Regions from separate parts of the Homo sapiens genome. Here regions 1 and 3 are each linked to region 2. Evidence: read pairs that join two places in POLR2A ChIA-PET (ENCODE). Cell type or tissue: HepG2. All regions are shown on one strand. Links, peaks and the distances in the headings refer to the core of each region. The heading gives the core; the rest is flanking DNA.

Region 1 (5,000 bases), core at 1-5,000, 190 kb before region 2:
CAACAACAACAACAACAAAAAACAGCTGGGCGTGGTGGCACATGCTTGTAATCCCAGCTACAGGGAAGGCTGAGGCAGGAGAATCTCTTGAACCTGGGAGACAGAGGCTGCAGTGAGCCGGGATTGTGCCCCTGCACTCCAGCCTGGGTGACACAGACACACATTGTCTCAAAAATAATAATAATAAATAAAAACAATAAAGGAGTGTGGGCTCTGGCCGGGATCCCAGTTTCATGTCTAGTCAGCTGTGTGGCCTTGGAACAATCACTCCATCTCTCTGAGCCCCTGGATCCTCAGCATAAAATAGGATGATGATGGTGACACCTACCGCGTGTGGCTGTTGGGAATGATCAGTGAGACGATGCCTGTGAGGCACAGTGGGGTGGGAGGGGCGCTCAACACATTCTAGCTGTTCTTGGCAGTCACCCCTGGAGTGACCAGGAGCCTGCAGGGGATCAGAGCCCGCGAGTGACATGTGCTCTTGGCCTGGCTACATCTCATGCTGGCGGGCTCAGCACCTCCCCTCTCTCTGTTTCCTTACTTGCTCAAAGAGAAACTGGACTAAGCCCGAGGAAAAATCTTCAAATGCCTCCAAGAGTGGGGCAGTAATTTAAATGAGTGAGGGCAGTGCAGGGGAAGGCTGCAGGGAGTGGTGGGGACTGCGGTGCCCAGGGTGCCTGTGTCCCACCCCAGGGAGGAGCCTCCTCTCAGCCCAGCAGCTGTAGCCATGTGGGAGTGAGTCCACGCTGGTCAGAGATGCTAACTTCTCAAGAGAGGGAACCCCATGGCTTTGTGGGAAAACCTCCCATTACTAATGTTAGCAACGCATTAAATACTTTTTAAAGTATCAAATGAGGCAAAGCTAATGCTTCTTTGGGCAGTGGCCACCATGAACACTAGGTGACTTTCTCTGCAGGTAAGCTGGGGAGCCACAGAAGGGCTGTGAGCAGAAGCAGCACACGTTCCAGGCTGGGACCATCTCCAAGCCCTATCTGCAACCGTCCCTCCCCTCCCGAGGCCTGTTTTCTTGTGTACCATGGAGGTGGGAAGCCAGACCCTCTCCTTGCTGACATTCTTAGGAGCAGTCTGCCTGGGAGATAGGGGCTGTAATGAGGCCCCTGCTCAGTGCTATCTCACAGGTGGTGCCAGGGAGTCTGGGGGAGCCTGGCCACGCCAGACAGGGTCTGCTCTGTGTCTGGGAATGGCAGGTCTGGCAGGTCCAGCCGGAGGTGGCTCTTAGAGCTAGTGTCAGTGAGGGCCTGGCTCCTGCCTCCTAGCTCTTCAGGGTCAAAGGGCAGCACTTTCAGCCTTTTCTGGGACCAACTTCCTATTTGGGAGAGAAAGCAGACAGATCCCTGGCAGGAAATGACCTTCTTCTCAAAGCCCTGTTTTCCACTGGCGCTGACTTTCCACTGGCCACAAAGCAGGAGTCCCCGTGGTTGTCTCACTCAGCCTCCCCATCCCCCTCAGAGCCCAGGGGCTTTGCCATGGCAGCAAACCCACCTCGCTAACATCATTAATTTAGTGTTGGCAACAGAAAATTTTTCAGTGCCCTTATTTATTAGCGCCCAGCTGGGCTCCTGGGTCTGCCTCTCTCCTCTTCACAATCCCCAGAGCTCCTGGTGACCCTGAGACCCAGCACCAGGTGTCCCTGGTGTCCCTGGGACAGCTCTGAGCATTGTGGCCTCATGGCTCCCTCTTAACTAGGCCACACCGAGAGAAAATCATTTAGTGCAGCTCTCCCACCCCTAGCAGGCAGCCCCTTTGTCAACCGAATTTAACTGCTCTTTGGGGCCAGGCTGGAGCCCTAGCCTCTCCTTGCACAGCCCTAAACACAGGGAGCTCACCACCTTCTTTATGCTAGAATAATCCTGGCAACGCTTCCTTCTGCAGAAAGCAGGCCCGGGTACTGAGAATTTACCTAAAGGGTCCCATCAAAAGAGCAGATGCCCCGAAAGCCACTTTGACTGTGAAAGATCAAAAGTGTATGCTACCGTGTTTCTTTTTTTTTTGGAGACAGAGTCTTGCTCTGTCGCCCAGGCTGGAGTGCAGTGGTGCAATCTCGGCTCACTGCAAACTCCACCTCCCGAGTTCAAGCGATTCTTCTGCCTCAGCCTCCCGAGTAGCTGGGATTACAGGCGCCTGCCACCAGGCCCGGCTAATTTTTGTATTTTTAGTTGGGACAGGGTTTCACCATGTTGGCCAGGCTGGTCTTGAACTCCCGACCTCAGGTGATCTGCCTGCCTCAGCCTCCCAAAGTGCTAGGATTACAGGCATGAGCCACCATGCCCAGCCTGCTACCATGTTTCTAATCACTGTTACCATCAGATTTAACATAAATCTGCTGGTTATAGAAGGTATAGAAATTAAATACCAAAAATAAAACTGCCTGTAATTTCGCTATGTAGGGCAGGGCTGGGGGGAAAAAAAGGGTTTGTAATTTATTGTGTCCACATCTACCTCTAGGTAAACTTCCATCAATACTTGAACTTCATCCCCTGCGCCCACCTGGCAAATCCCTCCTCTCCAGGGAAAACTTTTAGGTATTTAATATAACTAACCTTTACCGAGCTCTGGGTTAACCTATCTAATTCTTGTGACAGCTCTGAGACATCTTATAAATGAAGAAACTGAGGCTCAGAGAGGGCAAGTAACTTCCCAGAGGTTGCACAGCTAATAAGGGGCAGAGACATGAATCCATCGGGTGCCAGAACTGAAGTCTCTAGAGTAGGCATGCACTGTACTTTCTTCCTCCTCGCCACAGGAGTGGATACCAGACTGCTCAGCAGCTCAGATGTTTATTCATTCATTCTTTGTGGGGTTTTTTTTGAGACCGAGTCTTGCTCTGTTGCCCAGGCTGGAGTGCAATGGTGTGATCTCGGCTCACTGCAACTCCCACCTCCTGGCTTCAAGCGATTCTCCTGCCTCAGCCTCCTGAGTAGCTGAAATCACAGGCAATCAACACCATACCCGGCTCATTTTTGTGTTTTTTTTTTTTTTTTTTCATTTTTGTGTTTTTAGTAAAGACGGGATTTGGCCATGTTGCCCAGGCTGGTCTTGAACTCCTGGGCTCAAGCAATCTACCTGCGTTGGACTCCCAAAGTGCTGGGATTACAGGTGTGAGCCACCGTGGCTGGCCTCATTCATTCATTCTTTCTTCTTCACATTCACTCATTTATTAAGTTACTTGACATTCCTGAGCTCTGGTTCAGCGTCAGGTGCAGGCCGATGCCGTCCCCCACAACCCCCGCCCACATCTGCCATACTTTCAGATGCCCCAAGAACTTGAACTTCATTTATTACAAATAACTGGGTTCACTGCATTGTATGATGAACAGCGAAGCCTAGAGAGGCAGCCCAGGGTGGGGCTCCAACAACTGCCCCCAACATGCCCAGCCCTGCATGAAGTCCTGGGTGGGTGAGGTCATCTGGACTGGGCCTTGGAGCTGTCCTGTATTTATAAAACCAAATGGGTCCAAAGACTTCTGGGTGTGCGCGCGCGCGCGCGCGTGTGTGTATATATATATATAAAACATAGGCTTCCTTTCCACAGGGCGTTGGTAGGTGGGACTGTTGACGCCATCCCTGGGAGAGAAGAAAGTCGGCTGTGGCAGGGACTGGTCCCAGAGTGAGCCTAGGCACTGCATCAGTTTGAGTGGCTGGTTAGCCTGGACCCTGGGCAGGTATGGGGCGGCCCATCCTGCCCAGCCACAGGAAGCTCTAGGCCACCTGGATTTGCAGGTCCTCGTCCTCGTCCAGGTCACTGGTTCCATCCTCGGCCTCCTCGGTGCCAAAGCGAGCACTGCGGATCTTCCCGAAGAGGGGAGCGTTCTGCTGCTGCCTGCGGAGCCTGTGGGGTGGGGGTGACAGGAGGTTAGAGCAGCCTGGCTGGTAGTCCCCCGATAAGGTGGCTGCAGCTGGTGCTGGAGCAGTTAAGCCTTCCCTGGTGCTTTCCCTGCTGTCTCATCTCCTGTAATCTCCTTATATGATAGAAGTGCCATTATCACCCCCATTTTACAAGCAAGGAAACCGAGGCACAGAAAGGTGAAGTCATTTGCTCAAAGTCACACAGATGGTGGGGAGTGGGGCAGAGCTCTGAACTGAAGTGGGTGGTGCCAGAGCAGCTGGGCGGTTAGAGAGGTGAAGGAGCTGGCTCAAGGTCATGCTGCAGGATTTGAACCCAAGCCTGGCTCTCAGAGCACAGGCAGCAGAGTTGGTTGGTGTGACAGTGCAGGGTGGGCTGAGCCCTCTACATTCCCAGTGTCAGTGAGAAAGGGCTCAGCCCTAGTTCTTCCTCACATTAAAATTCCTAAAGTCAAAATTTACGAGGAAAACTTTGAGTCTAAGAAGAGCTGGTGAAGGAAATGCCGATCCCTCCCCCAACCCCCCAGCAAAGTGGCCGCCCCGGCTGCATCTTACTGGAAGACATGAATTATTAACACGTAAGGGAGGGGCACAGGCGGGGGCCTCCATTACTGCACAGTGATTTAGTGAGCTGTCCCCGGAACATTAAAGCACAAAAAGTTGGAAAATAAAACGACACAGCGGTCCTGGGTGGCCCCACCCTCCCCGATGGAAGCACTTGAGAGGCCCAGCAGGGCCTGCCTGCCCACTTCTGGAGTTTATGGCTCCTGAACAATGTGACCCAGACTGCGGGAAAGCCCCAAGGCTAAGTGGTCTTTTGAAGGGTGTGTGCTGCAGGGTCAGAGCAGGCAGAGCCAGCCAGGCATGGGTCCTGACTTGGGCCCACGCCTGGGCCCCTGCACAACACTTTATGGGCGTCATCCCAGGCAGATGGGGAAATCGAGGCTCAGTTTACCATGGCACAATAGCTGTTAGGTCTCTGCAGCCCATTCTCTAAGCCACAAGATCTCAGCAAACAGCAGCATATAGTAAATGCTCAATAAATAAGGGCTTGGATGGCTGATGGCCAGGGGTGATTCTGCCTGGCCACCCACCAACTGTGTGGCCATGGAAAGACTTACCCTCTTGGGCCTTAG
Region 2 (10,400 bases), core at 197-5,196:
ACTTTTTTGGTTTGAGTGAGGGCAACTAAGGCGGTAGGTAAGGGGGAGGAAGGAGAAGGCTGACAAACAGGCATTGGCTATTCAAGCAGGGGCCTAGTATATCCTGGGGTTTTTGTAGTTTGCTGACCTAAGCCTATTCAAGGCACTTTGCCTTGGAAACGGATCACTGTGTACATGATTTCCTTCAATGGGATGTCAGGCACGGTCTGGGAAAAGGAAGCTCAGCCAGGCTCAGGGTACAGCCTCTCAGGGCCCCTAAGGGCAAACAGGCCTAGAGAGAGACAGCCACTTGCCTGAGGACACACAGCAAGCCTGGGCTTCTGGTTCCCACCTCTTTTCTCCTTTGCATTCAGAGCTTCCCTGCCATGGCTTCAAGCGGTACAGGAAAGAGAGAGGGGAGGCCCGGCTGCCCGTGGCCCTAACCCCATCTTTGGGCTTCTGACCAAATTCGTCAGCTTCTCCTTCAGAATAGAGGGAGGGAGGAAGAAAGGGCAAGGTCAACAGTGGAGAACTGATAAAGGGAGGAGGAGGAAAGGTGGGTATCGAAGGAAGGGGGAGCATTGGAGCAAAACAGTAAACTTACCAGTCAGAGGGCATTAGATCAGACACTCCTACAGTCCAGAAGGTTTCCCCCTATCAGGAAGTCCATAGCCCCTTCAAATGACAGGCAAATGTGAATGGCATGGTGTCTGGTTGTCATTCCATTCTTAGCAGGCTCCCTGACCCCACAAGGGTTAGGGGCCCAAAGCAGGTCCAGCCTGTGCATTGGTCCTGGCTCCCCACCCTGACAGGTGGTGGGCTGTGACCGGTGGGGAGGACAGGCTGGGGCAGCGGGGCCCCAGCTGTGCTGACCGTCCCACTGTGACCAGCCCTCGCACCTGTACTCCTCGACCACTGTGCTCAAGTACCAGAAGGGGAACTGCTTTGACTTCAGTACGCTGCTCTGCTCCATGCTTATCGGCTCTGGCTATGATGCTTACTGCGTCAACGGCTACGGCTCGCTGGACCTGTGCCACATGGACCTGACGCGGGAGGTGTGCCCACTCACTGTGAAGCCCAAGGAGGTATGGTCGGGCTTGAGCTGCCCGGGTTTCCCAAAGGATGAACATTCCCGGTGCTGTCGTGCCATCCTTAGAGACGTCCATCACTGCCGCCTCATCCCCAGCCCTGGCCACGCGGACACAGATCCCTCACCACCAGCCCTTCCGCTGCCCTGGAGTTCATATTTCAAACCACCAGTGATTTATGTCCTCGGTGTCTTAACACATCCAGCCCAGTTTTCCAAGCTGGCTGTTCTTCTCTGTCTGTTGTAACTCAGTTTTCAGCTACTATGCTCCCTGCTTGGTAAATTTTATGAATGCCACATAGCTTATATCTTAAGTCAAACGATTCCAAATTTACCCTATGCATTTGATAAAAATCCAGCCAGCCATTTTTATATAAGAAAATAGGCCAGGTGCGGTGGCTCATGCCTGTAATCCCAGCACTTTGGGAGTCCAAGGCGAGCAAATCACTTGAGGTCAGGAGTTCGAGACCAGCCTGGCCAACATGGCGAAACCCTGTCTCTATCAAAAATACAAAAAAATTAGCCACGCATGGTGGCATGTGCCTGTAGTCCCAGTTACTCAGGAGGCTGAGACAGGAGAATCACTTGAAACCCGGGAGGCAAAGGCTGCAGTGAACTGAGATTGCGCCATTGCACTCCAGCCTGGGTGACAGAGCAAGACTCCATCTCAAAAAATAAATAAAAGAAATAAAAAATAACAGACAAGTGAACAGACATTTGGTTCTCAGTCCCACACTCCCGAGGTAAAAAGCCTGCTTTTTTTTTGAGACAGGGTCTCTTCCACTCTGTCACTCAAGCTGGAGTGCAGTGGCATGATCTCGGCCCACTGCAACCTCAACCTCCTGGACTCAAGCCGTCCTCCTGCCTCAGCCTCCCAAGTAGCTGAGACTACAGGCGAGTACCACCACGGCCAGCTAATTTTGTTTGTTTTTTATAGGTTCTCACTATGTTGTCCAGGCTGGTCGTGAACTCCTGGACTCAAGCAATCCTCCCGCCTCAGCCTTCCAAAGTGCTGGGATTATAGGCCTGAGCCACCGTGCCTGGCCCTCAAGGCCCCTTTTTAATAGCAAAAAAAAAAAAAAAAAAAAAAAAAATCACCAACTGTTCAGTGGCTGGTGGCTGTGTTTTTAGATCTGCTCATTAAGATCTCCATAAGGACCACAGGCTGCTACAGACACAAGAAATACTCTGGAATGAATATCAGAATCACAAATGCATCTCTTTACATTTAGAAAATAGTCATGCTACAGACAGAAAATGCTCTTCATGAGGTGGATTAATTCCAGGACTCTGGGATCAGGGTCAGGCTCCTGTGGGTGTCCGCAGCTTGGAGATGGGGATCCAGGGACCTGAGGCATCCAGCAGGATCACTGTGTACCTGGGTTATACCTGGGTGAGCACCCAGGGACCCCAGGGTGGGTGCTCTGGTGGGAGAAGGGCGAGACAGAAGGGGAAGCACAAGAAGAGCCTTGCTCTCTCAGGCCCACCTCCCCAAGAGAAGATGGAGCACGAGCTCCGCCATGGCTTTTGGCTTCAAAAGCCTCTGGCTGGGCACGGTGGCTCATTTTGGGAGGCTGTAATCTCAGCATTTTGGGAGGCTGAGGCAAGTGGACCACTTGAGCGCAGGAGTTCCAGACCAGCCTGGCCAACATGGCAAAACCCCGTCTCTACTAAAAATATAAAAATTAGCTGGGTGTGGTGGTGCATGCCTGTAAACCCAGCTACTCGGGAGGCTGAGCCAGGAGAATCGCTTGAACCTGCAAGGTGGAGGTTGCAGTGAGCTGAGATCGCACCATTGCACTCCAGCCTGGGCAACAGAGGGATACTCTGGCTCCAAAAAAAAAAAAAAAAAAAAAAAGCCTCTGAGCTCCCACCCGGGCATCTCAGCTCTCAGCTCAGCCAAAAGCTTAATGATTAACATTATATCAATAACAAACAGATGCAGAGAACTTTCGGGTTTAAAATCCGCTTTCATGTCCATTGTGCTTGTTGCTCCCCACGATGGCCCAGTGTGGTAGATATTGTCACTTTTATGTTACAGATGAGTATGTTGATGAAATCAAAAGGTAACATAATGTGGCCAAAGTCACACAGCAGGAAAATGGAGACTCAGGGAACTTGAAACGCTGGAGATTCACTATTTCTCCTTCATGACTATCACAGGCCCACCTCTGCAGCCTCTGCAGTGCTCTTTCCTGGGAATACTTCTTGCCACTTAGCACACATTTGTAGACACGCAAGCGTACACACACACACACACACACACACACACACGGTTTCTTCTCCTTCCTGGCCCAGCAAACTGTTAAAGTCAACATATGAGGCCCTCCGATGACAAGATCTGAAAAATCCAACTCCTGACAATTCTCCCCACTTCTGGATCAGACCCAGGTCATGGCTAGGATGGGTGGTGAGGATTGAAGAGGAGAAAGCCACACCTCCTGAGCTCCTGGCCCTGACAGGTACCTCCCTCGGGCATTTTTTCTGTCTTTACTTCTCAGAAAGAGGCTGGGGAGAAAGTTCCTATTATTCTCACACCATGAACCTGAGATTCAGAGAAGTGAGAGGACCTCCCAAGGTCATGGAGCTGGAGCTGCATTTAGAGCCAGAAAGGCCACAGGCTACAGGAGTAGCTGCCATCCCCCGGTCTGAGGGACTGGCTGGGCGGGTCTCACCTCTTGGAGTTGCACATGTAAAGGGGGGATGCAGGGCCACTGACCCTTCCTCTTCTTTTGGGTGACAGACCATCAAGAAGGAGGAAAAGGTGCTGCCTAAGAAGTATACCATCAAACCCCCCAGGGACCTGTGCAGCAGGTTTGAGCAGGAGCAAGAGGTGAAGAAGCAGCAGGAGATCAGAGCCCAGGAGAAGAAGCGGCTGAGGGAGGAGGAGGAGCGCCTCATGGTGGGTCCTCAGCCCTGAATCCCCTGGGCTCAGCTATCGAGAAAGGACTGCTAGGGATGGGAAAAGAGGCATAGGTCATGGAGGGGATGTGTGTATGGACCCCCCAACTAGGTCCACCTCACAATCACCCCCAACCTCTACCTGGCCCTGCAGGAATCTCCCACTGGTGGTCAGCCAGCTTCTCATGATGGACTCCTAACATCAGGGCACTGTACTGCCTGGGGCAGCCCATTCTATGCTAGGCAGCTCTGGTGTCCTCTTTGCTCTAGACTCTTACTGGGGATATACCTGCATACACCCTCCCATCCATTCATCCTCCCATCTCTCCTCCCATCCATCCTCCCATCTCCCCTCCCATCCATCCTCCCATTCGCCAATCCATCCATCCATCCATCCTCCCATCCATCCTCTGATCTCTCCTCCCATTCATCCTCCCATCTGTCCATCTCCCATCCATCCATCCTCCTACCCAACCTTCCATCCATCCATCCTCCCATCCACCCATCCTCCCATCCATCTGTCCTCCCACCCACCTCCCATCCATCCATCCTCCCAACCATCCATTCTCCCATCTCTCCTCCCATCCATCCTTCCATCCATCCATCCTCCCACCCATCCTCCCATCCATCCATCTTCCCATCCATCCATCCATCCTCCCATTTATCCTCCCATCCATCATCCTCCCATCCATCCATCCTCCCATCCACCCTCTGATCTCTCCTCCCATCCATCCTCCCATCCATCCATCCTCCCATCCATCCATCCTCCCATTTCTCCTCCCATCCATCCTCCCATCCATCCATCCTCCCATCTATCCACCCTCCTACCCACTTATTCTCCCATCCATCCATCATCCCACTCATCCTCCCATCCATCCATCCATTCTCCCATCCATCCTCTCATCCATCCATCCTCCCATCCATCCTTCCATCCATCCATCCTCCCACCATCCTCCCATCCATCCATCCTCCCACCATCCTCCCATCCATCCATCCTCCCATCCACCCATCCTCCCATCCATCCATCCTCCCATTTTGCCTCCCATCCATCCATCCTCCCATCCATCCATCCTCTCATCCATGCTTCCATCCATCCATTCTCCCATCTTCCCATCCACCCATCTTCCCATCCACCCATCCTCCCATCCTCTCATCCATCTATCCTCCCATCCACCCATCCTCCCATCCATCCATCCTCCCACCCACCCTCCCATCCGTCCATCCTCCCAACTATCCATCCTCCCATCCATTCTCCCATCCATCCTCCCACCATCCTCTGATCCAGCCATCCTTCCTTCCATTTCTCCTCCAACCCATCCTCCCATCTGTCCATCCTCCCATCCATCCACCCTCCTACCCACTGTTCTCCCATCCATCCATTGTCCCACTCATCCTCCCATCCATCCATCCTCCCATTTCTCCTCCCATCCATCCATCCTCCCATCCATCCGTCCTCTCATCCATGCTTCCATCCATCCATCCTCCCACCCTCCCATCCACCCATCCACCCATCCTCCCATCCTCCCATCCATCCATCCTCCCATCCACCCATCCTCCCATCCGTCCATCCTCCCACCCACCCCCCCATCCGTCCATCCTCCCATCCATTCTCCCATCCATCCTCTCACCATCCTCCGATCCATCCATCCTTCCTTCCATTTCTCCTCCAACCCATCCTCCCATCCGTCCATCCTCCCATCCATCCACCCTCCTACCCACTGTTCTCCCATCCATCCATTGTCTCACTCATCCTCCCATCCATCCATCCTCCCATCCACCCATCCTCCCATCCATCCATCCTCCCATCCACCCATCCTCCCATCCATCCATCCTCCCCTCTCTCCTCCCATGCATCCTCCTATCCATTTTTCCTGCCATCAGTCCTCTCATCCATCCTGCCAGCCATCCTCCTACCCATCTCCCATCTCTTCTTCCAACTCCACACTCCTATCCTTCCTCCAATCCTCTTTCCCCACTCCCTTCTTTCCTTTCCTTCCATAGAGTATTCCTTGAGCTTCTTTTCTGGTCCAGACCTATTTATACATAACAATGAACAACAAGACAGTCACAGTTCTCTCAGAGGGAGGCAGATAAGAAAGGTACTTGGTCTCCCATTTCCTTTCTGTGGATGAAACCTCACCCAAAGTCATAACATATAAAGCCGGTAACCCCCAGATGCCCAGTGCCCCAAAGAGTCCGATTTGTAAACCACAGATCTAGTCAGACTCTCCCATTGTTTTGATTTTACAAATGGGCTCAGTGGTTGGGTGATGGGAGGGGAGATGGGCCGTCACACTCCGGTTGATGGTGCAGTCTACATCAGAACTCAGCTCTCCTGCTGGTTCCCCAGCCCCAGGGAGATGTCTGGGCCCCTGACACTCCTCTTCCAGCCATCTGACTCGTAGTCACCCACCTTTCCTTGGCAGGAAGCGGAGAAGGCAAAGCCGGATGCCCTGCACGGCCTGCGGGTGCACTCCTGGGTCCTTGTGCTATCGGGGAAGCGCGAGGTGCCTGAGAACTTCTTCATCGACCCATTCACAGGACATAGCTACAGCACCCAGGATGAGCACTTCCTGGGCATCGAAAGCCTGTGGAACCACAAGAACTACTGGATCAACATGCAGGATTGCTGGAACTGCTGCAAGGTGCCTAGGGAGGGGGAGCTGGGTGGGTGTGGCAGGCACAGTGCAGGTGATAGGAATAGAGGGAAGCAATGGCAGCCAGACCTTGGGGAGAGCGAGACACCAGGCCACGAGGGCTTTGAACCTTCTCCATAGCTGCGTCTCCATGGCCCACTCCCTTGCCCATGAATAACCATTCTGATACGATTATTGTCTCTCCTGATTTGTGTATCCTTCTAAAGTGTGGATTGTTTGAATGCATTTTTTAAAAACTCTATATTGAAGTGTAACCTACATGCAGAAAAGTACACTCATCCCATGCATACATACAGTTCAGTGAAATCCCACAAATTTAACACACCTTGGTTTCCTACACCCAGACCAAGAAATAGAATATTGCCCAAACCCCACAAAGTCCCTTTGCACAATTACTATCTTCCTCCAAATGTATTTTTAACTCACGTATGTGGCACTGGTACACACACGCGCCTACAAGAGGGTACAGAGGAGGTCACAATCCTAAGTGTACATACCATTGAATTATCACACACTGAACACACCTGTGTAGCCAGGACCATTAGAAGCCCCCTCATGTCTCCTCCTGGCCACCAACCCTACCATCGTCCCCAGAGTTAAGCACTATCTTGACTTCTAACGACATCCATTAGTTTCATCTGTTTTTGGAGTTTACATCAGTTGAATCACACAGTGATTCAATACTCTTACTCTTGGATTCCTTCACTCATTATGTTTATGAAATTCATTGTGGTTTTTTGTGTGGTTTGTTCATTTTCATTTTTTATTACTTTCCATTATTTGAATACACCAGAACTTATTTGTCCTTTCTACAGTTGCACATTGAGACTGTGTCCAGTTTGGGACTATTTTGAATAATGCCGCCATGAATATTTGTATACATATATTTCAGTGAACACATACACACATTTCTGTTGGGTAACTACTGAGGGGTGGAATCGCTGAGTCACAGGGTGGGCACATACTCAGTTTTAGTAGATACTGCCCGATTTCTCAAGTGATTGCATCCATTTACACTCCCACCAGCAATGTATGAGGGTTCTCAGAGCTCCATCCACATCCTTGCCAATACTGGATACTTTCTTTTCCATTTTAGCTATTGTAGTGGACATGTAATGGTATTGCACTGTGGTTTTATTTAATGCAATTGATTTTTGGCTGAGTGTGGGGGCTCACACCTGTAATCCCAGCACTTTGGGAGGCTGAGGAGGGTGGATCATTTGAAGTCAGGAATTCAAGACCAGCCTGGCCAACATGGTGAAACCCCGTCTCTACTAAAAATACAAAAAATAGCCAAGTGTGGTGGTGGGCACCTGTAATCCCAGCTACTTGGGAGGCTGAGGCAGAAGAATTGCTTGAATCTGGGAGGCGGAGGTTGTAGTGAGCCTATATTGCGTCACTGCACTCCAGCCTGGGCGACAAAGCAAGACTCTGTCTCAAAAAAAAAAAAAAAAAGCAATTGCTTTTTGCAAACTGTTCACATATCCAGTAAGTTTTAAACCTGCTTATTCATTTTAAAAATTAATCTGTAAAGACTTTGGGGTTTTCTGCATATACAATCAGTTCTATAGCTGAATGATGGCCGTTTTGTTTCTTCATTTTTAATCCTTATACTTTTTCATTTCTTTTTCTTGTTTTATTTCTCTGGTTAGTACATCCAGTATAATGTCAAATTGAAGTGGGGATTCTGAACATCCTTGTCTCAGTCCTGATTCACAAGTAACGCCTTAGTATCATAACATTTCACTATTTGTGTGATGTTTATCTTGACTGTAGGGTTTTTATAGCTAGCTACCCTTTATTTAACTAAGGGATTTCTTTCTCAGTTCACTAGCAGGTTTTTTTTTAATCAAACAAAATTTGTTTATATCAAATGTTTTTTTCATCTATTAAATGATCATAATTTTTTCTTCTATTAAGTGGTAAATTAGACTGATTGTGTTCCCCCCTTTTTAAAATTGAGGTGTAATTGACATAACATAAATCCACTAAAGTGCACAAGTTAGTGGCTTTTAGTATATTTACAAGATTGTGCAACTATCACCACTATCTAATTCCAGAATTTTTTCATCACCCCAAAAGAAGATTTTTATTTTTGAGACAGGGTCTTCCTTTGTTGACCAGGCTGGAGTGCAGTGATGCAATCACGGCTCACTGCAACCTCTGGACTCAAGCAATTCTTCCACCTCAGCCTCCCGAGTAGCTGGGACTACAGACTGCAGGCATGTGCCACTATGCCCAGCTAATTTTTGTATTTTTTATAGAGACAAAAAATGGGTTTTGCAATGTTGCCCAGGTTGGTCTCAAGCAAGCCACCCACCTTGGCCTCCAAAAGTGCTGGGATTACAGGCTTGAACCACTGTCCCGGGCCCCAAAAAGAAGATTGTGGTTGAGATTATACTGGATCCATAGATCAATTGAGAGAGAACCGTTTTCTTAACAATATTGAATTTTTCACCCATGAACCATGGTATCTCTCTTCAGTTATTTAAGTCTTTTAAAATTTCTATCAGCAACATTTTGTAGGTTTCAGTGTACAGTTCTTGCACATCTTTTGTCAGATTTATTCCTAAATATTTCGCTTTTTGATGCTATGATTTTTTTAAATTTCACCTTCTGACTATTCTTTGTTAGTGAATAGAAATGCAGTTGATTTTTACATATTGATCTTCTATCCTGAAATCTTCCCAAATTCACTTATTTGCCCTAATAGCCTTTGCGTGGATTCCATCAATGTTTATACAGATAATTATGTTATCTGTGAATAAAAACAGTTTTACTTCTTTTCCCATCTGGATGCTTTTCTTCCCTTATCACACTGGCTGGAATCATCAGTAAATGTTAAACAGAAGTGATGAAAGCAAACCTGTTTATTCCTGATCTTACGGAGAGCATTTAGTCTGATACCATTAAGTATAGTATTAGCCACAGGTTTCTCTTATTGGTTCCCATTATCAAATAAAGGAAGTTTTTCTCCAGTCCTAGTTTGCTGAGAGTTTTTTCAGAAATAGATGCTAGATTTTTGTCAAATACTTTTTCTGAGTCTATTGAGATTATTATGATTTTTCTTTTTTAGTTTATCTACATGGTAAGTTACTTGGATTGATTTTGAATGTTAGACTAACCATGGTTTTCCTGGGATAAACCTCATTTCATTGTGATGGTTAAATCTTTTATATATTATTGGTGTTGAACTGAAAATTTTGCTTAGAATTTCTGTATCTTTGTTGAAGAGAGATATTGTTCTGTAGTTTTCTTAGAATATATTTGCCAGGTTTTGGTATCACAGTAATGCTGGCCTCATGGAATGAGTTGGGAAGTTTCCCTTTTCTTCAGTTTTCTGGATGAGTTTCTGTAGAATTGGCATGATTTCCTTTGTACGTTTGCTGGACTTCACAAGTGAAGCCATCTGGGGCTGGAATTTTCTTTGTGGAAGGATTTTAAGGTACAAATTCAATAGGAAGACTCAAGCTGTTTTTGAGTGAGGTTTGGTGTTTGTATCTTTCAAGAAATTTGTCCATTTCATTTGTTTTCAAATTTATTGTTATGAAAGTGTTCAAAATAGCTCCTTATTTTCCTTCTAATATGTTAAAGTCTTTAGTGACATTACCCCATTCATTCTTAATATTGGTAGTTTGTGTGTTCTCTCTTTTGCTCCTGATCAATCTGGTTAGAGGTTTATCAATTTTGTTGCTCTTGATGCAGGGGCAGGCCCCAAAATCAGGGCTTTGCCAGTGAGGATTCGTGGCTTTTTCCAGGAAAGAATTCAAGGGCAA
Region 3 (7,152 bases), core at 2,149-7,148, 68 kb before region 2:
GCTGCTGGGTTAAGGCTCAAGCTTGGGAGCAGCTTCACGTGTGAGGGAGACGAGGGGGAGGTGGCGCCCAGTCGAGGGGAAGGACAGGAGAGAGGTGGCAGAGCTGCAGCAGGGTTGGTGTAGGGGTTGGCCTCCTGGCAAGGCCCAGCATGACAAAGGCAGGTAAGAGGAGTGGGCAGGACAGCCATGGAGGGACCACTGCGGACCGTCCTCCAGCCGGACTGGGATGCGGGTTCCGCCATCCTGTGCAGAAGCTGTGTGCAGGTGGGGTCTGGGGGGCTGTGCCATTTCAGGGATGCAGGATGGGCTTCCATGTGGCAGGGCTCCCAGGGAGGCCATGGAGGAGGCCGTGGGGAAGTCGGGTGGAAGTAGGGAGGAGAGGGGAGTGTGACAACAGAGCCCCAAACCCCAGCACCACCTCCTCCTCCCAGACTGGAGCTTGATCAGGGCTCAGCCCCCGTCCCCATGCTGGGGGTGGCCCTGTGGACCCCGCCTTCTGACTCACAGCAGATGGGGACATCATGTGAGCAAACCCAGCAGTCAGGGGTGACCAGACACAGCAACTGGGCAGATGGCAAATGGGGGGCGGGGCGGGCTGGCACAAAGGGGTCTCTCAAACCGGGTGGGGCGGGGCTGTGGCACGGCCTCAGCCTCCCAGGCCTCCTTTCTCCTGAGCCGTCACTTGGCTGAGACCCTGCCCCTCCTCCTGTCTCTGGTGCCCCATCTGGGGCTCCTTGAGGCCCCCAGGGGAGCCCTGTAGATTCTGGTCTTAGGTCTGGACTGCTGGGTAGAGGGGCCAAGGGTTGGGGAGTAGGAAGGGACACACATTTTCTGACCACTGCCCAGTGCCAGCCTGCCCTGGCAGGAGGTCAGCTAAGCCCCAAACTCTCCCTGGTTCCCTGATGGCTCAGCCTGGATGGGAGCAATCCTGGACCTTCCCTGACCTCAGATTCTGCCAGGCCCTGGGCTCAGTGCCTTGCACACGACACCCACTTTTCAGATGAGGACATTGAGGCAGGGGAGGCTTACCCAGTGAGCAACCCCACATCTTTGGGGATCCAGAATTTGGGCTCTTGTCCCTTGGTGGAGAGGAGGCTCCTCAGCCAGCCAGGCACATGCTCGTGTCTTGAACCCTGCCCCTGCCACTGCCAAATCCACGCACCTGTAGGGTGACAGGGCCCGTAGAGACAGCAAGGGTGGCTTGCCCAGGGAGAATCTTGGCTTTGTTTCTCTCTGGTTGTGGGAACATGGGCCTGTGCCTCGGTTTCCTCATCTGTAAACTGTGGATCACAATCACATCTGCTTCAGAGGCTATTATGAGCATGAAGAGAGTTGATAGAGGAAAGCATATGGGAAAGTGCCTTTCCCATACGTGGGAATGTTAAGCCTTTTTTTAATACCTCTCCCATTGGACAGATGGCTGTATTGAGGCCCAGAGATAACCTGAAATAACTGTGAGCACTTCTCCCTGCCCCCGCTACTGCTGGGAGAGCTGCGGCCACCTGGACACCAGTGGCGCTCACTCACCCACCTCCAGCCTGACTCGTGCTTTGGTGAGGAGGCCAGTGTGGTGGGCGTCGGGCTCCCGAGCTGGCGCCTGCGCAGGCTCAGGCAGTTTGTGGTATGCTTGGCAGTTCCAGGCAGAGATAAAAGCTCAGCCCCGGAGGAGCTGGCATGCTTCCGGGCACCGGTGGACAGGCCTCTCTGCATTAGTGGGAGATGGCCTGGCGGTGGGGAGATGGCCTTGCTGTCCAAGAGCCAGCCCAACCCTGGTGGCCTGAAAAGTTCTGCGGTGAATGGCTCTGGCTTGGCTTCCCAGACTCGGGGCCACTTACACCAACTGCAAAACAAGGAACAGTGAGATAGAGAGCCGCCTCTGCCACCTCCCAGGCCCTTTCCCCTCCCGTCCCCAGGTCTCTGTCCTCCTAGTACCCCCAGCCTGGATGCTCAAGGCCCATGGGGGAAAGCTGACTTTTGAGAGGAGCTGTGGAGACTTGCATTCCACTGCCAAAGATGACAGCTTCTCTGGACCCGTTTCCCTGCCTGTAAATGGAGATAACAATACATCCCTTTGCAGGGTTGCTGTGGAATTTGGGGCAAAAGTGGCTGCAAAGTATGTACCTAGCACAGTGCATGACTTCAAGAGGTTCTCCCTAAACCTCAGCTGGAGGTTTAATCTTCCAGGTCATGGGCTCATTGACTTAGGCTCAAATCCTTGAAAAATGACTTAGAGCAAGCGGCTGAATTTCTCACAACTTCATTACTTGGGCTGTGAAAGTCTCTGATACCTAAATGCGGCTTTGTGGGGATGAACCGAGACAGCCACACGTCATAGGGGCTCATGAGACGCAGACCCTGTCCCCAGCTGTCCCAGACCTTTGCTTTTCCATCCCTCAGCCAGGCTGCCCCCTAGGAGAGGCAGCACGAGGTGGGCTGTTAGGGGTGTGGGCTCTGGGGCTGCCTGATTCTGTCCCAGCTCTACTGGCTGTGTGGCCTGGGACAGGTATATTAACCTCTCTGTGCCTCGTCTTCCTAATTGTAAACATGAGGCTGGTAATGGCATCCTGAGAGGATTAAGTGAGCCTCTGTATTTTAAGTGCTGAGTGCAGGGCTGGGCACACCTCAAGTGCTATTGTAATTGCCCCTTCTGGGCCATGACCAAGCCTTGTTCTTAGAGAGCATTGGAGACTTTATCCGGAACAATGGTGCCATCCTCCCAGGATGTTACCGGGAAAACCACCAATCCTGTGACAGCTTCCCCTTTGGACATGCCCATTCCTGGGGTCTTGATCTGCTGCCCCGAGGCATTGTCCAGCCTGGGACTCCTTCATGTTCCCCAAGACCTGAGACCTGACCCAGGTTTTGGAGTGAGTTAATGTGACCCTGGGCTGGGGAGCTGAGCTGGAGCCATTACCCACAGAACCGCCGACCTTTCAAAGGACCAGAGGCCATGGCCCTAGCCCTGGAGAGGAGGCCTGGGTTCCAGTCGAGCTGGTTTCCTGGGACAGAACAGCACTGTGGTCACTTCTCTGCTGGGTGAGTTCACCCTAGGCCCCTGGGAGCTAGGCTGAGCAGCTGACCCCTTCTGGGTCCTTGGCTGAGTCTGGGCCTCAGGGTGTGGCTCTGTGGCTGGCACCCTGGGTCTCGGACCCTGTGGCAGGGGGTCAGACAACTGCCCAGACCCACCTGCTTTGATGGTGACAGATGCTAGGGGTGAGCCCAAGGGGCTGGCAGGGGCCCCTGAGTCATGCTCAGCCCTGTGCCCTCTGCCCACTGCTCCTCTGCTGTGTCACCATCTGGGCACGGGCCAAACAGTTCAGGGGCGACTCACAGCCCAAACTTCCGCCCCTGGGGCATACACTTCACTGCCTACAAAGACCCTCATTCAATCTTGAGTGCTGCTGGCCCTCTAAGACTTGAAACTTTATCCACATTTCACAGATGAGGAATCAGGCCCAAGAGCTCGGAGCAGTCAGTGGTAGCAGAGCCCGAACCCAGTCTCCTGCCTCTTAGCCTGGACTTTTCCCCAGAGTACCACAGATGGCCATTCCCATGATAGGTAGTGAGTTCCCCACCTTTGTAGGTGTTCAAGTGTGGCAGGGGCGTTGCAGAAGCAACTTTGGCATCGCATGGGGCTCCTCTTCATGGCTGCTTCCAGCCCTGAGCTTTCCTAGCCTTGGGGGAGATGGGCACCCAATTCCCACATTCCCCGGAGTCGCTATGTCCTTAAGCATCACATGGGTCTTTCTAGCCGCATCAGGCCATGCTTGTGGGCAGGTGGTGCCTCTATCTAGAAACCCTCTTCATAGCCTGGCTGTCTGGCAAGGTTCTTCCAAGGAACCTCCACCATGAAAGCCATGAATGCATCTTCAGAGACCCCTGTCCATGTGTAAATAGCTCAGTGGGCTGGATGGGAGGGAGCAGAGGGGGAGAGGGACCCAGCTGAAGAGGACTGGAGTGAACAGGGAGAGGCTGAGGGAGGTCAGGAGGGCAGGACACCCACCTCCTGAATCTTCAGGACCCCTTGCTCTCCCTTATCCAACAGGCTTGAACCTGAATAGGGGCATTCCTGACCCCATGGCACTTCCCCTGCCCCCCACCTGCCTAGAGCCATGGGCAGTGGGCAAAGCTGGAAGAAACCCTCGTGCACAGCTTCCTCAAAGCTGTACTTATCCTATGCCATGGCTGTCCTGGCCACACCTTCTGGGGGACTCTGCCACCTGTGTGCACACCTAGGGGACCAGGTGCACACGGTCTGTCCTCCAGCTCCTCTCCTGCCTGCCTCCTGGCACCTTAAGTGGAGGTGGTGGGAGCTGGGACCAGTGCAGCACCCTTGCCAGCCATGGTGGGGGAGGACAGCCAGTGTCTCTTCATGGAGATCCTGCAGCAGGTGGTGGCATGCCCCAGGGTCCCGTCTCTGTCTACCTACCTGGGTTTGGGAAACTGGAGTCAGAACCTTTAGTGATTGCGATCTAGGAAGGACGGTAGTGTTTGCAAACCACGTGAGCACAGGAGTGAGCAAGGTCCAACCCCGCCCCTGTTCCCTGGGCCGTGAGGCTTTGGGCCCTGTGGCTCAGCCCCTCTGAGCCTCCCTTTCCCTCTCTATGGAGTAGCTGCTGCCGACTCTCCATGTCGTTGCCAGGGCATGCAGGACAACAGAGGCAGCCCAGGGAAAGGAGTGCACCATGCTCCTTTGGATCCAGTTTTACGAGCTCTGTGTCCCTGGGCAAGCTCCGTGTCCCTGTGTCCCTGCTATAAAATGGGAATGATAGTACCTCCTCATAGAGTGGCCCTGGAAGCATGGGAGGCCAAGTGCATATCCTATGGTTTGCACTTGTACGTGGCTCCCTGCCCTGCCCCAGCTCTGCCTCGTGAGTCTCTGCAGACTAGTCCTCGGGACACACCCCACCCCCAGCCTGCTAGATCGCAGGACCCCATGGCCATAGGCACGTGCCCTTTCTCCTCCTTGCTTGACCTTGGAGAGCCCATGGGGAGCCCAGGTGGGAGCTTGGGGTCTGCAGCAATGGGAACGGGACCCACTTTTCTTTGCACATCTGCTACCTGGGCTCCCCTTAGGCCCGAACCACAGGAGTGGGCCTTTGAGGGTCTTGGGGGTGGTAATTTTGCTTTAATGTAGAGAGAAAATCCAAGGTTCAGTGCTCACAGATTCAGATGGAATCTCAGACATCTTCTAATCCAGCAGCCATTAAAGCTGTCTGTGGCCCCAGTGGCATAGGAAAGGCATGCGCTCCCAGGCTTCCATGCTGTGGGACTTCTCAGAGCCTTTATCGGGAAAACAAAGGGGAGTTTGCCTTGTGTTTCAGATCCTATCAGGCTATGCACAGTCTTGGGAACCGTTCTCTGGCCAAGCAGCCGGCAGAGGTGTGTGTGCTCCTGATCCTGTTAGATGCTGGAGAGTGGAGATGGCTCAGTGCTTGAACCCTCTCCATCCCCTATCCCCTACCCCTCACATAGCCTGAGTGGCACTTTTGGGTTGGATCTTCTAGATCTTCTATCAGGAATGGCTATCTAGTATCTATCAGGAATGGCTCCTTTTGGGAAGAGGTGTGGAGCCTGCCTGCCCTGGGTTAGAGTCCCAGCTCCGTCTCAGTCTTCATTTACTCATCCAGCAGTCACTGGGGATCTTCTATGGACCAGGCACTGTGCTAGGTACTGGAGATGCAGGTGGTGAGCAAGACAGGTGAGACAGCAAAGCTGAGCAAGGGATAACAGGTAAGCAAATGGCAGAGTCATGTCAATGTTGGGTGCCAATACGGGTAATAAATCACATGGAAGCGAGTGATGGATACGGAAGATAATTTTAATTGGGTGGTCATGGAAGGCTTCTCAGAGGAAGGGACATTTGAGTTGAGGCCTGAGAAGGAGGCAGTCAGGGAAAGGGTCCTGGAAAGGATGTGCTATGCTGAGGGAAAAGTGCACGCAAAGACCCTGAGGTGTGTCTGAGGACAGAAGTCTAGAGTGGCTGGAGTTGGCGACTGCAAGGAAGGGATGGGGTGGCGTAAGGCTGGGGGACGGGAGTAGGCTTGTGGTCACTGGCTTGTGATTTCAGCAGTCCTGCTGCTCCCTGAGCCTCAGTTCTCTGACTTACAAAATGAGCTTCATCATTTCAGTCCCCGCCCCGACCCTGGTCGGGAATGTTGTAGGTGTGAAGTAAGACAGTGCTTTGGCTTTTGGCTCTGGGCAGCAATGAGCTATTGCAGTTATTTTTATTATTACTATGAGTGGGATGTTTAGGGACTATGGGTGGGGCTGGGGAAGCTGTGCCTCTGTTTCTCCGGGTTGCTGTTGTAAGTGAGTGCCAAGTGTATGTAAAAGGCGTGGTGTGCCTCGTCTGTACCTCCCCCCAGGTCCCCTGAACCACAGCCCCTTGCCAGCTCCCTTTAAGCACAGGATCCTTTGATGCAACAGAGGCCGCCTTCTCCGGCCAGCAAGCCTTGTGAGCCTTTCCGGGAGAAGGTTTCACCAGAGAACAGCAAGTCCTTTCTTTGCTTTCTTTTCCTCTTCCTCCGGGGGCCAAAAATAGGGCCTGAATGGGACCCAGCTCTGGGCCTGCAGTGAGACAATAGCAGCCTCCTGACTGAAGCTGCCTCCTGGCTCTGCTCCACGGAGGGGCGGGGGAGAAGGGGAGTTGCAGAGACACCATCCCCTCAGCCCCAAGCCCCTGCTGCCTTTCCCATGGCCTCTGCCAGAAATCATCCCAAAGCCCCTTCCTCTGTTGGACTCCCCTCAGAATGTGATTGCCAGTGGGGTTCCCCACTTGTGCTCTGAGAAAGTGCTTGTAGCTGGTTGACTGAGACCCCAGGACCTTTTGCACCCCTGAGCAACCCCACCCTATCTGCTGGCCTGGAACCGAAAACCTCGGTGGGGGTTCTAACCCCTGGTTCTTTTCTGTGCCCTGTCTGGGGCGTACCACAGTTTTTATGTCCTTTTCCCTTTGACTCAGTGGGTATGAAAAACTTAGAGATCAAAGGAATGTGCCCTCTTGGAAGAGAGCGAGCTCCCTGTCACTGGAGATGTTCAAATAAAGTTGGCTGAGCATTGAACGTGGGGGAGAGTTAGGGATTAGCCAAGTGCCAGATGGACAACTGGTCTTGATAGCTTCATGTCCCAGAGAAAATCTCCATTTAAATT

What was found. Peaks named below come from ENCODE experiments on the same cell type or tissue, not always from the same donor. Only the 100,000 strongest peaks of a DNase experiment are listed, where the experiment ranks them.
Region 1: POLR2A ChIA-PET joins it to region 2 with 5 read pairs; 2 of 35 experiments call an interaction of 5 or more read pairs at or near these places.
Region 3: POLR2A ChIA-PET joins it to region 2 with 5 read pairs; 1 of 35 experiments calls an interaction of 5 or more read pairs at or near these places.

Annotation. Positions count from the first base shown.
Region 1 is chr16:57,509,021-57,514,020 of GRCh38, forward strand. CCDC102A (coiled-coil domain containing 102A) reads right to left here. Exons shown (of 9, transcript NM_033212.4): 9 at 3,161-3,850. The coding sequence ends at 3,721. Among named protein-coding and RNA genes, the nearest start is that of DOK4, 25 kb to the left of the region's middle. RefSeq lists enhancers at 1-14, 710-1,210. In HepG2, for the core only: no CTCF peak of the experiment used is centred there; no DNase peak of the experiment used is centred there; H3K4me3 peaks cover 954 bases; H3K27me3 peaks cover 662 bases.
Region 2 is chr16:57,701,067-57,711,466 of GRCh38, forward strand. DRC7 (dynein regulatory complex subunit 7) reads left to right here. Exons shown (of 19, transcript NM_001289162.2): 6 at 870-1,064; 7 at 3,810-3,968; 8 at 6,394-6,612. Among named protein-coding and RNA genes, the nearest start is that of DRC7, 11 kb to the left of the region's middle. In HepG2, for the core only: no CTCF peak of the experiment used is centred there; DNase peaks (open chromatin) are centred at 3,025 and 3,405; H3K4me3 peaks cover 1,372 bases.
Region 3 is chr16:57,631,106-57,638,257 of GRCh38, forward strand. The region is part of intron 1 of ADGRG1 (adhesion G protein-coupled receptor G1); the gene reads left to right. Among named protein-coding and RNA genes, the nearest start is that of ADGRG1, 6.1 kb to the left of the region's middle. RefSeq lists an enhancer at 1-641. In HepG2, for the core only: no CTCF peak of the experiment used is centred there; a DNase peak (open chromatin) is centred at 4,516; H3K4me3 peaks cover 675 bases.